2 separate regions of the Mus musculus genome follow, and region 1 is linked to region 2. A link is a loop called in an ENCODE intact Hi-C map of the cell type or tissue named here. Cell type or tissue: left cerebral cortex. All regions are shown on one strand. Links, peaks and the distances in the headings refer to the core of each region. The heading gives the core; the rest is flanking DNA.

The links. A loop is a pair of places that touch in the nucleus more often than their neighbours do. Peaks named below come from ENCODE experiments on the same cell type or tissue, not always from the same donor. Only the 100,000 strongest peaks of a DNase experiment are listed, where the experiment ranks them.
Region 1: it touches region 2 in a loop (6-fold over the local background); 3 of 42 quality-filtered maps call a loop at or near these places.

The regions. Positions count from the first base shown.
Region 1 is chr5:86,477,811-86,486,299 of GRCm38, reverse strand. It overlaps Tmprss11g (transmembrane protease, serine 11g), which reads left to right. Exons shown (of 10, transcript NM_177162.4): 10 at 1-423. Among named protein-coding and RNA genes, the nearest start is that of Tmprss11a, 13 kb to the right of the region's middle. In left cerebral cortex, for the core only: a CTCF peak has its summit at 3,552 (motif pointing left); a DNase peak (open chromatin) is centred at 3,536.
Region 2 is chr5:86,681,234-86,689,722 of GRCm38, reverse strand. No RefSeq gene overlaps it. Among named protein-coding and RNA genes, the nearest start is that of Tmprss11b, 9.2 kb to the right of the region's middle. In left cerebral cortex, for the core only: a CTCF peak has its summit at 4,832 (motif pointing right); a DNase peak (open chromatin) is centred at 4,838.

The DNA.
Region 1 (8,489 bases), core at 199-8,198, 200 kb after region 2:
TTTTCTTCGTTTACATTTCAAATGCTATCCTTAAAGTCCCCCATACCCTCCTCCTGCCCTGCTCCCCTACCCACCCACTCCCACTTCTTGACCCTGGCGTTCCCATGTACTGGGGCAGGTATATCTGCAAAAGAATATTTATATAAGTCATTCAAATAATCTGGAAACATCTTTAGAATATCGTAGCCTGAATGATAAAATTGTCATTTTCATATGTATTTAGTGCACATTTTATAGTATCTCATGTGAATATAGAATAGTATCAAACCAAACTCAGACTTACTCTGTACATCCTAATCTTTGTCCTCCTTTTTATCATTGATGAGTTATCTGCTGTCTTTTTTATTTTAGTTTTGCATTAAGTAAAAGTCTTACACTGTACATATTGAAACACATTTATGATAATAAACCAAATTTGTTCTCTTTGAACTGTCACTGGGAGTGATTGCTCAATGCGCAAGTTGCTGGACTTGGTCACAGAAGCTCCTCTGTTTGGAAAGGAAAGGAGATCCTCAGAAGCACTTGGCAACATCCCTTACTTCTACCCAGGAGCTGCTTGTAGGATGCAGGTCCCCCCACACACACACACACAAACACACACACACTCTTCAGCCAAGTGCTAACAATCAAACTTGACTCCAGATGTTGCAACATGTTTCCAGAGGAGTAAGACCACCTTCAGTTGAGAACAACCACAATGAGGTCCTTAGTGAAAAGTTCATTGCAAAAGTTCATTCACTCTCCTCCGTTCTTGTCCCTGCACTTCTTGTAGGCAAGAAAAATTTCAGGTCCAAGGTTTTGTGTATAGTATGGTGTCCTTATCTCTCCCCTTGGAGTCCTGCTTGGCTACAGTAGGTGGCACTTCAGACTATATCCCCCATTGCTAGGACTTAGCTAGATTCATACCCATTGACCCTCTGGAGTCTCCTCTATCCCAAATGTCCAGCTAGTGCCAGAGATGCCCACCCCGCCTTCTCCAGTTTGACTCACTCTCCCTGCCCTCTCCCTAGAACTGATCCCTCTCTCCCGGCCCCCTTACTCTTCCCATCCCCTTTCCCATCCAGTTCCTTCCCTCCATACACCTCTAGTGACTATGTTCTTTTCTTTTCTGAATGAGATTCAAACATCCTCTCTTGGGCCCTCTTTGTTATTTAGTTTCTTTTACGTCTGTGAACATTGGTATCCTGTACTTTAAATGGATGACCAATGACTCACTCAGCTTGAGTCCCATCCCAAGGGGAATAACCAATCCCTGACATTATTAATGATACTATGTTATGGTTGCAGACAGGAGTCTACCATAACTGTCTTCTGAGAGGCTCCACATAGCAGCTGACTGAAACACATGAGGTACCATCAGTCAAATACTAGATGGAGCCTGGGGAGTCTTGCAGATTTGGGGCAAAGATTGAGAGACCTGGACAGAACAGGGACAACACGAGAAGACCAACAGAGTCAACTAACCTGGATCCTTGGGGGCTCCCTGAGACTGAACCACCAACCCTTGAGCTGGACCGAGGCCCTCTGCACATATGTAGCAGAAGTGCAACTTGGTCATCATGTGGGTCTCCCAACAACTGAGGCAGGGAATGTCTCTGAACTTCTTGCCTGTCTCTGGATCCTGTTTCTCCTCAACAGCATTTGAAAACATTTTCATTATCTTACTTTTAATAATGCCAATGCATTTAAATTCTAGTAGTGTCTATGACCATAGCACATCTACAGAATTCTAGTCAAATGCAGATCTCTTAGAAACCAAACTTGTTTTGAGGAAATTGGGCCAATATCCATTTGCAAACAATCTGCAGACAGACAGACAGATAGAAGTCAGAGAGGTACTGATACAGATATAGCAGAATTACTTTCAGGTTCCTAAGTCATGAGTAGCTTCTGCAAGTGTGGTTATGGATCAAATACATACATATAACTTAAATGATACTTACGGATTCAGCTGAGGCAGAATGACTCAGTCTGTCCACAAATGACACTGCAGAGTAGTAAAATTTACAAAGCATCATGAAGGTATAAAGGATATTTTGTGCAATATGGTAGACACTATTCAAATTTAAGATAACTTTTAAAATTTAAGTTTTATTTCCTTGTTTGGACTAATCATACAATAAGAAAGAAAAAAGAAAACTAGCCACATGTGACCGATGGCTACCATTCTGGCCACATAAGTACAGAACATGTTTGTCATCACAGAAAAGTCTAACAGATACAGCTAACATCTACTCCTAGGAAGCACCTACATGATCACTTAATCCTTCATCTAACAAATTCCTTGAACCTATATATGGATGCTCCCATAAATAAGAATGTCAGAGCTTTGTTAAAGATTCTACAAGTCTAGTGAGTTAGGAGAGTTGGAATGTTGCAGGTCCAAAGACCAATTTTCTGGGTTTATCTTTAGTCACCTTAGGAGCCATTCATTGCCTGATTGTGTGTATGAACTAGCATCCTTAGGTCTATAAGGTAAATTCCTTTAGAATGTGCTAATGTTAGATTCCCTAGACCCAAATGCTAAGAATGTCATCAGATAGCATCTGAGGTCTACAGCAGGGTCTTCCATGTTTTGTTATAACTAGCTACCTAACAGCCCATCAAAAATAATTTAAGGGCCTTCATTTGTACCTTTTTTTTTTGTTTTGTAACTATAAAAGTTTAACAAACCTGCTACCACACTGGAACATAGCTTTCTTCGAAACTTGAATTTGTATTCCCAGGTCATAGCCACTCATATTTTGTTCAGAATATACTATATCTTGTTCACTCTGAGTGAGAGCTACATGCTTGCGTCAGTGATCACCATATGTTGTATCAGGCATTCCAGATGTTGTAAGGACAGCTGTGTTCAAAACCAGTCTCTACTCTGAAAACCATGGAAAGAGTTGATGGTATCTTGATAACTGGCATTTAAAGCAGTAGGTCTCTTGGGGGAATTTGTGTTGGCTGGTATGGCCATGTTTCAATTCTTTTTCTGGTAGCCATTTGTTCCAGAAGAAAGAGAACTTTTTGAGATGTAGCAGCCTTGCCCAGTATCACATGCAAGACTGAAGTTGAAACCTCAGAAATGGAGTTTTTGATCTGCCATAGAAAAATATAAAAACATATTGGCAATTAATAGTATATTTAATATATTAACATACAACACATATTAATATATAGTATAATGGTATATAATTTGTAATTAATACATAATATATAGCATATAACACATAATATATAATATGTAACACATACAACATATAATGATATATTTAATATTTATATATACTTATTACATATTAATGTATATGTTAAATTAACAGACTATTTCTTAGCCCAGGAAGAGGTATTTATGGCAGTCAAACAAAAGAATAATAATTAATAGAGAGACGTTAAGGTGATAGAAATGCTACCTAAGCAAGCAGCTAACCCAAATAAGACAAGAACTGGATCAGCCAATCTGTTACTATGATTTTATTATTGTTAAATCTAGGAAATGGGGAAATAGAAGACTAATGAATAATACACACATAGACCAAATATGCAGCTATAGTGCCATCTTCTGGCTCATGTTATTTTACAAAATACATTCTATTAGAACTTCATGATAAAAACCTATGTAAGCTTTCCCTGTAGAAGAAAATCTAACATTCTTTCTCTTATTTTCTCGTAAGCAAATTGAAATTTAAAGTTTTTTATGTACATTATCCTATTAAATAACAAACATAAAATGTTTGCTTCTACATTTGCTATTTATTTTTTAAGTGAAATAATTTTACAATTATACAGGACATCTCAATCAAACCCAGAGGTCATGGCATTTATATACTGTTCAAATCTAAACTCTGGTCTTCTTGTCTTTGTGGGAATCACTTGAACTGCTAAGCCATCTTTCCAGCCCTGGGACTGGTTCACTCTTGAGAATTTATCAGTGTGATTCCCACTGGGAGAGCTAGTTTGTGCTAGACAGTCAGCAAATGGGAGTGAGTTGTAATAGTCACTGTGAACCTGTAAAATCTCAACCCTGGAATTCATCCGAAACCTGTTTGGTAAAACTCACCTTGGCACAGGTAATGGGCAGGCTTGGCTTTTCCTCAGTGCCAGCCAGATACAATAGCTGACTCCTATTGGGAAATGTGAAGCCATATTCCAAAATAAACACTTTGAACTTTCTCATGAGAATACTAGATGGGATAGCAGAGTCTCAGAAGTTCAAGAATGTAAAAAAAAAAAAAAAAAAAAAAAAATGGCTATCTTGCCTAAACCAATCTACAGATTCAATGCAATCCCCATAAGAATTCCAATTCAATTCTTCACCGAGTTAGAAAAGGCCATTTGCAAATTCATCTGAAATAACAAAAAACCTAGGATAGGAAAAACTATTCTCAACAATAAAAGAACCTCTGGTGGAATCACCATGCTTGACCCCAAGCTGTAGTACAGAGCAATTGTGATAAAAACTGCATGGTTACTGGTACAGCGACAGACAGGTAGATAAATGGAATAGAATTGAAGACTCAGAAATGAACCCACATACCTATGGTCACTTGATCTTTGACAAAGGGAGCTAAAACCATCCAGTGGAAAGAAGACAGCATTTTCAACAAATGGTGCTGGCACAACTGGCAGTTAGCATGTAGAAGAATGTGAATTGATCCATTCTTACCTCTTTGTACAAAGCCCAAGTCTAAGTGGATCAAAGAACTCCACATAAAACCAGAGACACGGGAACTTATAGAGGAGAAAGTGGGGGAAAATCTCAAACATATAGGTACGGGGGGGGGAGGAGGGGGGGAAATACCTGAACGGAACACCAATGGCTTGTGCCGTAAGATCAAGAATTAACAAATGAAACCTCATAAAATTGCACATCTTCTGTAAGGCAAAGGATGTTGTCAATAAGACAAAAAGGCAACCAACAGATGAGGAAAAGATCTTTGCCAATCCTATATCTGATAGAGGGCTAATATACAAAATATACAAAGAATTCAAGAACTTAGACTCCATAAAAACCAAATAAAAAATGGGGTACAGAGCTAAACAAAGAATTCTCAACAGAGGAATACCAAATGGCTGAGAAGCGCCTAAAAAAATGTTCAACATCCTTAAACATTAGAGAAATGCAAATCAAAACAACCCTGAGATTCCACCTCACACCACTCAGAATGACTAAGATCAAAAACTCAGGTGACAGCAGATGCTGGCGAGGATGTGGAGAAAGAGGGACACTCCTCCATTGTTGGTGGAATTGCAAGCTGGTACAATCACTCTGGAAATCAGTTTGGTTGTTCCTCAGAAAACTGGACAAAGTACTACCAGAAGATCCAGCAATACCATTCCTGGGCATATACCCAGAAGATGCTCCAACTTGTAATAAGGACACATGCTCCACTATGTTCATAGCAGCCTTATTTATAATAACCAGAAGCAGGAAAGAACCCAGATGCCCCTCAACAGAGGAATGGATACAGAAAATGTGGTACATTTACACAATGGAGTACTACTCAGCTATTAAAACCAATGAATTCATGAAATTCCTAGGCAAATGGATGAATTTGGAGGATATTATCATAAGTGAGGTAACCCAATCACAAAACAACACACATGATATGCACTCACTGATAAGTGGATTTTAGCCCAGAAGCTCAGAATACCCAAGATACAATCTGTAAAACACATGAAACTCAAGAAAAAGGAAAAGCAAAGTATGGATACTTTGATCTTTCTTAGAAGGGGGAACAAAATACCCATGGAAGGAGTTACAGAGACAAGGTTTGGAGCAGAGACTGAAGGAATGACTAGCCAGAGACTGCCCCACCTGGGGATCCATCCCATAAACAACCACAAAACCCAGACACTATTGCAGATGCAAACAAGAGCTTGCTGACAGAAGCCTGATATAGCTGTCTCCTGAAAGGCTCTGTCAGTGCCTGACTAGCACAGTAGTTGATGCCCACAGTCATCCATTAGACAGAGCACATGGTCCCCAATGAAGGAGCTAGAGAAAGTACCCAAGGAGCTGAAGGGGTTTTCAGATCCCTAGGAGGAACAACAATATGAAGTAACCAGCAACCCCAGAACTCCCTGGAACTAAACCACCAATCAAAGAAAACACACATTGAGGGACTTGTGGCTCTAGATGCATATGTAGCAGAGGATGTCCTAGTTGGTCATCAATGGGAAGAGAGGCCCTTGGTTCTGTGAAAGTTCTATGCCCTAGTATAAGAAAATGCCTGGACCAGAAAGTCGGGGTGGGTGGGTTGGGGAGTAGGGGTAGTAGGGAGAAGATAGGGAATTTTCTGAGGGGAAACTAGGAAGGGGGATAACATTTGAAATGTAAATGAAGAAAATATCTAATTAAAATGAAAAAAAAGTTTAAAAAACAAGATATCAATAATTAAATAGATGAGGAAATATGTCACCTTGCTCACCTTGATCAAGAATGAGGATGAGGCTGACAGCAAGACGGGAATTATTAGACCATGACCAGAATAGAAACAAGAAACTATGATTGGTGATTGGTAGCCACACAGTTGCAACTAATGATTATATTAATGAACTGGGACTTTTAAATGATGAGCTCTGTAGGGAGGAAAAGATAAAATATGTAAACGAAGTTTAAATTTTTCAAAGGTAAGAAAGACAGACACAGAAATACCAAGGCCCTTCTAAGAGCCTCAGAGGCTGGATCGATGGCTCAGTAGTTACTCTTGCTGCTGTGTTGCTTGTATTACTTAGTCACCATTCTGTTCTGTGATAAAAAGTCCATGACATAGAGTGACTGGAGGATAAAAGCTCTATTTTCATCTATGGTACCAAGAATACAGAATTCCTGACAAAGAAAGCATAGCAGAAACCACATGTAGAGAGGTCAAATCTCATCATCACGCTGAGAGGAGTTGGGAGAGTGGGGGGGGGGAGAAGAGCAGGAAGTGGGGCTATAATATCTTAAGACCAATCCCCAGAGATCTACTTCCATCAGCAACACTGCATTTTCTCCAGGCACTATAACCTGCCAGAATAGTGCCACCTTCGAGGAACTACTTGCTTAAAAACATGAGTCTGGTGGTGGTGGCATTTCTCATTCAAACCACTGCAAATGTCAGATTCCATGTCTTGAAAATTACTGTCCCTCTAGTTAGCAAATTCTTGTTTATACAGTTATCTACTCTCTCAAGCAAACAGTCCCAAAACCACTGTCAAGAGTAGAAATATTAATTGACTATTACAGTCCTTTTAATACCTACTTACTCCTTTTCATCATCAAAGTACGTGATAGCTAAGTTACTGACCTAGGTTATTGTCAGTTGAGAAGTGTATCAGACTTGAGGGAAGGGGATTGTCAGAAGGATTAAAATGCCAGCTCTTGCTTAGGGACAGTTATACAACTATAAATCTTGAGGATTCTGAGACTCAACAGAGCAAACCACTGAGATAGATCATGCAGTTGTGCTGTCTTAGGTTTCAGGCTCCTTAGCTTTCACCACTCCCTTCCCAGGACTCGGACCCAAGCACAGCAGATGTTTGCTCTGACTACACATCAAATTTCTGCAAGCTATTCGATCATCAGGCTTCTGCTTAGCTGTGATCTGAGTTTTGATAAACAACTCTTAAACATGGAATTTAACTGATTTGTTAGGTTTTTTAAAAAAAATATTAAATTTTAATCAACACATATTTGTACATATTTAGTAGGTATAATGAGATGTCTAGATCCAATACATTTATTGCATAACAATTGATCACAGCAACAATTGTGCCATCACCTTACATTTTCATCATTTATCTATGATGAGCACATTCAAAATCTTCTATTGTCTAACTACTCTATTGTTACCTGTATTTACTGTCATTGACAACAAGAAATTATGCCTGCCAAAATGTATCATTGTATTCATAGATGTGCATTTTACTATATCCTTCCCATCTCTTTCCTCAGTCTCTGTTAACTACTTCTATCCTCAATTCTTATTAGATGGACTATATATTCCACAAACATGTTTCCATCCCCATGCAGCACAGCAAAGGAATTTGAGATGAACCTATTATTTTTCCATCTTTCCAACAGGCACTCTTGGCTCCCAGTCTTCATCTGCCTGGATCATTGTAACTTGCAAAGGTGTCTCAGTTTCTCTTTTGTTGCTCTGATGAAATGCTCTGACAAAGTATCTTAAGGGAAGAAAGGCTATTTTAGTTCACAATTCAAGGCAGTCCAGCATAGCAGAGAAATACATGCAGCAGGAGCTGGGAACAGAGATTAATCAGTGAGCTGTAGATACAGGGTTCTATCCTTTTTCCCTCTGTCTATTTACAAAGTTGCAGATTCCATTCATGGAATGAGTTCCACAACCCGATGTCTTTCCAACTCAGGAAATATTACAAAGATGATGGCTCACATATGCACCCAGAAGCCCACATCCCAGATATTTCTAGATTCTGTTGAGTTGGTAATATTAGCCATAACCACTCCATAAATGTCAACTTGAAACTAAAACACATCA
Region 2 (8,489 bases), core at 199-8,198:
CCTTAGTTAGAGTCACGCCGAGATATTTTATATTATTTGTGACTATTGAGAAGGGTGTTGTTTCCCTAATTTCTTTCTCAGCCTGTTTATTCTTTGTGTAGAGAAAGGCCATTGACTTGTTTGAGTTAATTTTATATCCAGCTACTTCACCGAAGCTGTTTATCAGGTTTAGGAGTTCTCTGGTGGAATTTTTAGGGTCCCTTATATATACTATCATATCATCTGCAAAAAGTGATATTTTGACTTCCTCCTTTCCAATTTGTATCCCCTTGATCTCCTTTTGTTGTCGAATTGCTCTGGCTAATATTTCAAGTACTATGTTGAAAAGGTAGGAAGAAAGTGGGCAGCCTTGTCTAGTCCCTGATTTTAGTGGGATTGCTTCCAGCTTCTCTCCATTTAATTTGATGTTGGCTACTGGTTTGCTGTAGATTGCTTTTATCATGTTTAGGTATGGGCCTTGAATTCCTGATCTTTCCAGAACTTTTATCATGAATGGGTGTTGGATCTTGTCAAATGCTTTTTCTGCATCCAACGAGATGATCATGTGGTTTTTGTCTTTGAGTTTGTTTATATAGTGGATTACATTGATGGATTTTCGTATATTAAACCATCCCTGCATTCCTGGAATAAAACCTACTTGGTCAGGATGGATGATTGCTTTAATGTGTTCTTGGATTCGGTTAGCGAGAATTTTATTGAGGATTTTTGCATCGATATTCATAAGAGAAATTGGTCTGAAGTTCTCTATCTTTGTTGGATCTTTCTGTGGTTTAGGTATCAGAGTAATAGTGGCTTCATAAAATGAGTTGGGTAGAGTACTTTCTACTTCTATCTTGTGAAAATGTTTGTGCAGAACTGGAATTAGATCTTCTTTGAAGGTCTGATAGAACTCTGCACTAAACCCGTCTGGTCCTGGGCTTTTTTTGGCTGGGAGACTATTTATAACTGCTTCTATTTCTTTAGGGGATATGGGACTGTTTAGAAGGTCAACTTGATCCTGATTCAACTTTGGAACCTGGTATCTGTCCAGAAATTTGTCCATTTCGCCCAGGTTTTCCAGTTTTGTTGAGTATAGCCTTTTGTAGAAGGATCTGATGGTGTTTTGGATTTCTTCAGGATCTGTTGTTATGTCTCCCTTTTCAGTTCTGATTTTGTTAATTAGGATTTTGTCTCTGTGCCCTCTAGTGAGTCTAGCTAAGGGTTTATCTATCTTGTTGATTTTCTCAAAGAACCAACTCCTCGTTTGGTTAATTCTTTGAATAGTTCTTCTTGTTTCCACTTGGTTGATTTCACCCCTGAGTTTGATTATTTCCTGCCGTCTACTCCTCTTGGGTGAATTTGCTTCCTTTTTTTCTAGAGCTTTTAGATGTGTTGTCAAGCTGCTAGTATGTGCTCCTCTCCCGTTTCTTCATGGAGGCACTCAGAGCTATGAGTTTCCCTCTTAGAAATGCTTTCATTGTGTCCCAAAGGTTTGGGTACGTTGTGGCTTCATTTTCATTAAACTCTAAAAAGTCTTTAATTTCTTTCTTTATTCCTTCCTTGACCAAGGTATCATTGAGAAGAGTGTTGTTCAGTTTCCACGTGAGTGTTGGCTTTCTGTTATTTTTTTTGTTATTGAAGATCAGCCTTAGTGCATGGTGATCTGATAGGATACATGGGACAATTTCAATATTTTTGAATCTGTTGAGGCCTGTTTTGTGACCTATTATGTGGTCAATTTTGGAGAAGGTACCATGAGGTGCTGAGAAGAAGGTATATCCTTTTGTTTTAGGATAAAATGTTCTGTAGATATCTGTCAGATCCATTTGTTTCATCACTTCTGTTAGTTTCAGTGTGTCCCTGTTTAGTTTCTGTTTCCATGATCTGTCCATTGGTGAAAGTGGTGTGTTGAAGTCTCCCACTATTATTGTGTGAGGTGCAATGTGTGCTTTGAGCTTTACTAAAGTTTCTTTAATGAATGTGGCTGCCCTTGTATTTGGCGCATAGATATTCAGAATTGAGAGTTCCTCTTGGAGGATTTTACCTTTGATGAGAACAAAGTGCCCCTCCTTGTCTTTTTTGATGACTTTGGGTTGGAAGTCAATCTTATCAGATATTAGGATGGCTACTCCAGCTTGTTTCTTCATACCATTTGCTTGGAAAATTGTTTTCCAGCCTTTTATTCTGAGGTAGTGTCTATCTTTTTCTCTGAGATGTGTCTCCTGTAAACAGCAAAATGTTGGGTCTTGTTTGTGTAGCCAGTTTTTTAGTCTATGTCTTTTTATTGGGGAGTTGAGACCATTGATGTTAAGAGATATTAAGGAAAAGTAATTGTTGCTTCCTGTTATTTTTGTTGTTAAAGTTAGCATTCTGTTCTTGTGGCTGTCTTCTTTTAGGTTTGTTGAGGGATTACCTTCTTGTTTTTTCTAGGGCATTGTTCCCGTTCTTGTATTGGTTTTTTTCTGTTATTAACCTTTGAAGGGCTGGATTCGTGGAGAGATAATGTGTGAATTTGGTTTTGTCGTGGAATACTTTGGTTTCTCCATCTATGGTAATTGAGAGTTTGACTGGGTATAGTAGCCTGGGCTGTAATTTGTGTTCTCTTAGTGTCTGTATAACATCTGTCCAGGCTCTTCTGGCTTTCATAGTCTCTGGTGAAAAATCTGGTGTAATTCTGATAGGCTTGCCTTTGTATGTTACTTGATCTTTTTCCCTTACCGCTTTTAGTATTCTATCTTTATTTAGTGCATTTGTTGTTCTGATTATTATGTGTCGGGAGGAATTTCTTTTCTGGTCCAGTCTATTTGGAGTTCTGTAGGCTTCTTGTATGTTCATAGGTATCTCTTTCTTTATATTTGGGAAGTTTTCTTCAATAATTTTGTTGAAGATGTTTGCTGGTCCTTTGAGTTGAAAATCTTCATTCTCATCCACTCCTATTATCCGTAGGTTTGGTCTTCTCATTGTGTCCTGGATTTCCTGGATATTTTGAGTTAGGATCTTTTTGCATTTTCCATTTTCTTTGATTGTTGTGCCGATGTTCTCTATGGAATCTTCTGCACCTGAGATTCTCTCTTCCATCTCTTGTATTCTGTTGCTGATGCTCAAATCTATGGTTCCAGATTTCTTTCCTAGGGTTTCTATCTCCAGTGTTGCCTCACTTTGAGTTTTCTTTATTGTTTCTACTTCCCTTTTTAGGTCTAGTATGGTTTTGTTCATTTCCATCACCTGTTTGTATGTTTTTTCCTCTTTTTCTGTAAGGACTTCTACCTGTTTGATTGTGTTTTCCTGTTTTTCTTTAAGGACTTCTAACTCTTTAGCAGTGTTCTCCTGTATTTCTTTAAGTGATTTATTAAAGTCCTTCTTGATGTCCTCTACCATCATCATGAGATATGCTTTTAAATCTAGGTCTAGGTTTTCGGGTGTGTTGGGGTGCCCTGGACTGGGCGAAGTGGGAGTGCTGGGTTCTGATGATGGTGAGTGGTCTTGGTTCCTGTTAGTAGGATTCCTACGTTTACCTTTCGCCATCTGGTAATCTCTGGAGTTAGTAGTTATAGTTGACTCTGTTTAGAGATTGTTCTTCTGGTGATTCTGTTACCGTCTCTCAGCAGACCTGGGAGACAGATTCTCTCCTCTGAGTTTCAGTGCTCAGAGCACTCTCTGCTGGCAAGCTCTCTTACAGGGAAGGTGCGCAGATATCTTGTTTTTGGACCTCCTCCTGGTCGAAGAAGAAGGCCCAAAACAGGGCCTCTCTCAGAAGCTGTGTTGCTTTGGCAGTTCCCAGAAGCTGTCAGCTTCTGTGGTGCAGACTCTCACCTGTGCAGACTAAAATCCTAAGATCCAGGGAGTCCTGGAACCAAGATGGCGACCGCTGCTGCTGAGGCTGAGGCCGTCTCCGAGCCAGGCAGACACCTGTCCTCTGGTCCGGACGGTGGCCGGCTGTCTGCGGCCCGCCAAGAGTACTGCCTCAGCGGCTCTGTGCTTCCGCCCGTCCCAGAAGCTGTCCAGTTCTCTCTATATTTACATTTCAAATGTTATCCCCTTTCCTAGCTTCCCCTCCGAAAACCCCCTATCTCCTCCCTCCTGCTCTGCAACCCACCCACTCCCATTCCTGGTCCTGGCATTCCCCTATACTGGGTCATAGAGCCTTCACAGGACCAAGGGCCTCTCCTCCCATTGATGAGCGACTAGGCCGTCCTCTGTTACATAAATAGCTAGAGCCACAAGTTCCACCATGTGTTTTCTTTGATTGGTGGTATAGTTCCAACGAGCTCTGGGGGTACTGGTTAGTTCATATTGATGTTCCTCCTATGGGGCTTCTGTCCCCTTCAACTCCCTGGGTATTTCTCTGGCTCCTTCACTGGGGACCTTGTGCTCCATCCAATGGATGACTGTGAGCATTGCCAGGCACTGGCAGAGCCTTGCAGGAGACAGCTATATCAGGCTCCTGTCAGCAGTGTCTTGGCATCTGCCTAATGATTGGGTTTGGTAAGCCAGTGATTCTTATATGAGGTTTCAAGTCTGAATCTCCCTTAGCTACTTGAGTATATGTTGTTACTAATCTAAGATCGCTCTGAAGATGTCTGCTTTCCTTTAACATTTTTTAATATTCCTTTAACATCATTTAACAGTTTTTGTGGTTAAATCTAGTGGCCGAACGCATGTATGTGTGAACAAGGATCATGGAGAGCTGCACTTAACATGTCTCTAGGCCCTCGCTGCTTGTCTGCATCCTTCTTACTGCACCAAATCATTTACTTTCTTTTTAAAGATTTATTCACTCTTGTTTTTATTATATCTGTACGAATGCTTTGCCTTCATATTTGCATGTTTACTGTGCAGATGCCTGGTGCCTGCAGAGGGCAGCAGAGGGCCGCAGATGCTCTGGAACAAGAGTTCTAGGAGTTAAGTCTGGTTTTTAGACATCCTGTGGTTTCTGGGAACTAAATCTGCGTCTCCTGCAAAAGCTGAAATGGTTCTTAATTGCTGAGTGAACTCTCTAGCCTTCAATACAATGTACTTTTAAATAAAATCACTTTGTTTTGGAGGATGCTAATGAGAAGAACTATTTATTATGTGTAGGATGGTAATAACTATTTCTTTTATATTTTAAATAAAGCCTAAAAGTTCAGAACACTTTGTGGTCCTCCTTTATGCTGTTCCTTTACAGTCGGGGGCTTGTGATTTATGTAAAATCTACTGCTGTGAACATGAGATATAACGAGTTCTCTTTACCAGATCTCCGGCTGGAGGACTGCCCAGTGTGCGTGCTTCTTACTGGGGTTGTGAGTCCATTGGAGTTCCTTCAGCCTTCTTTGCACTGACGGTGCACTTCACTATAGGTAAGTAAGCAGAACAATACATTTGCTAATGTATCGAATCAAGAAAGCATTTCAATTCTGTTAGCTTGAGCTGCAGTACAAAATAAACAAAAGACGAAAACAGCAGATGCAGAGCCCTAACTTTGTTATTCATTGGAGAAGTGGACGCTTCTTGGGTAAAGGTGATTCCGTCTTTAACACACTTTGCCAGAGGTGATCTGTGTGAGAGCATAAAGCACGCCTACAGTTCACAGCTCTGTGGCAGGTTAGAAGACGAGGATAGAAAAATTCCTCTCCAGAGGACAAGGAGAGGAATCAAGGGAAATCGCAATGTAACCAGGCTACCCACTTGCAGAGATCCAGAAGGGGCAGGGATCCCTCTTGCTTTCATTTTCTTGACTTGTCCGGCAGAGTGTCTCTGTTCAATTGATGATTAAATTGGGTCCAGACCCATTCCAGTGAAACAAAGGAAATTGTCGGTTTGCTGAAGAGGCTGCCTGGGGGGAAAATGGTAGCAACACATCTGATGGAGGATTAGTGTGTAGGATAAACAAGGAACTAGAAACAAAAGAAAACAAGAAAACAAAAAGAAAAACAAACAACAACTACAACAACAACAACAAAAAACCCTGAACACAGTGACACACTTAACCCTGAACAGGCAACCCACTTAAAACATGGATATGGGGCTGAAAGAGAGAATTGTCAGAAGAAATACCAATGGTTAAGAAGAACCCAGATGCCCCTCAACAGAGGAATGGATACAGAAAATGTGGTACATTTACACAATGGAGTACTACTCAGCTATTAAAAAGAATGAATTTATGAAATTCCTAGGCAAATGGATGGACCTGGAGGGCATCATCCTGAGTAAGGTAACCCAATCACAAAGGAACTCACACAATATGTACTCACTGATAAGTGGATATTAGCCCAGAAACTTAGGATACCCAAGATATAAGATACAATTTGCTAAACGCATGAAACTCAAGAAGAATGAAGACCAAAGTGTGGACACTTTGCCCCTTCTTAGAATTAGGAACAAAACACCCATGGAAGGGGTTACAGAGATGAAGTTTGGAGCTGTGACGAAAGGATGGACCATCTAGAGACTGCCATATCTGGGGATCCATCCCATAATCAGCTTCCAAACGCTGACACCATTGCATACACTAACAAGATTTTGCTGAAAGGACCCAGATATAGCTGTCTCTTGTGAGACTAGGCTGGGGCCTAGCAAACACATAAGTGGATGCTCACAGTCAGCTATTGGATGGAACACAGGGCCCCCAATGGAGGAGCTAGAGAAAGTACCCAAGGAGCTAAAGGGATCTGCAACCCTTTAGGTGGAACAACATTATGAACTTACCAGTACTCCGGCGCTCTTGACTCTAGCTGCATATGTATCAAAAGATGGCCTAGTCGGCCATCACTGGAAAGAGAGGCCCATTGGACTTGCAAACTTTATATGCCCCAGTACAGGGGAACGCCAGGGCCAAAAAGTGGGAGTGGGTGGGTAGGGGAGTTGGGGGGAGGGTATGGGGGACTTTTGGGATAGCATTGGAAATGTAAATGAGGAAAATACCTAATAAAAATATTTAAAAAAAAAAGAAAAAAAGAAATATTTTAAAGTATATTCACTATTCTTATCCTTCAGGAAAATGCCAAATAAACTACTCTGAGATGTCATCTTATGGTAGTCAGATTGACTTAGATTACGAAAACAGACAAAAACCATTGGCATTATGTAGGGAATAGAGAACCACCATGTGTGCTTCTGGGGATGTAAATTGATAAAGTCACTGTGAAAATCAGTGTGGCATTTCCATAGAAAACAAGAAACAGATTCTCCATTCTACCTAACTGTACCACCTTTGGATATATACCCAAAGAACTGCATTCGCTATTACAAGGACATGTATGCACATCCATATTCCCTGATGCTCTATTCACCAGAGCTAGGGCATGAAAACCGACTCGGTGATTGGATCTAGAAAACATGGTAGCTACATATGAGAGTTTTTTTTTTTTTATTAATCTGTGAAGGAAAGTGAAACTATGAAGCTTGCATAATTGTGAATTGTATATGGTACTGGAAAAATTGTACTGACTGAGGTAAATCAGACCTAGAAAGAGAAATATTATGTTTCAGTCTTAGGTGAATCATAGCATCAAATTTCTAGAATTTTTTGCTTAATTTGTGTAAAACTGGAATTCAAGAGACAGAAAGATGCCAGTGGTGAGGAGGAAAAGAAAGCACTTAAGGTAAAGGGGTGAAACAGGACACAGGTGATGTAAACGAGGAAGGATGAATAATGGGAAAGGAGGCTTAAGTGGGAGGAGGGGTGGGAGTGTAGGGCAGAGGGTTGAGATAGGGAGGCATAACTAACTTTAAGGATGTTAAAAATAGAAGGAAATCTATTTTATAATATATTATACTATACAAGTTATAAAATACATAACACACAACACACACACACACACACACACACACACACACACACACACACACACACACACACACACGTTGGAGATACCGTACACAGGGAATTACTCTTATCTCAGAAGGCATAGATACCAAACAGAAAGCTCAATGACAGATGTAGGATACCTCTTCTAGACTGTTCAGAGATATCTGTAGGTAGGTTGGTGTCCCCATCCCTCCACTGGGGGTCCTATTTTACTATTGGAGGTTCCATATCTTTAGTTTCCATATCCCTACTGTTGGGCATTTTGGCTGAGGTTATCCACATTGAGTCCTGGGAGTCTTCACGATTCCATGTCTCTGGGACTTCCAAGAGATTCCCCATACTTAGAAGCACTTAAAGAAGTGTTCAACATCCTTAGTAATTGGGGAAATGCAAATCAAAATGACGCTGAAATTCCACCTTACACCAATCAGAATGGCTAAGATTAAAAACTCAAGCGACAGCAGATGCTAATGAGAATGTGGAGAAAGGAACACTCCTCCATTGTTGGTGGGATTGCAAGCTTGTACAACCACTCTCAAAATCAATCTTGTGGTTGGTTCCTCAGAACATTGGAAATAATCCTAACTTAATACTCAGTTATACTTCTCCTGGGCATATATCCAAAAGATGCTCCACCATAACACAAGGACACATGCTCCACTATGTTCATAGCAGCCTTATTTATAATAGCCAGAAACTGGAAACAACCCAGATATCCCTC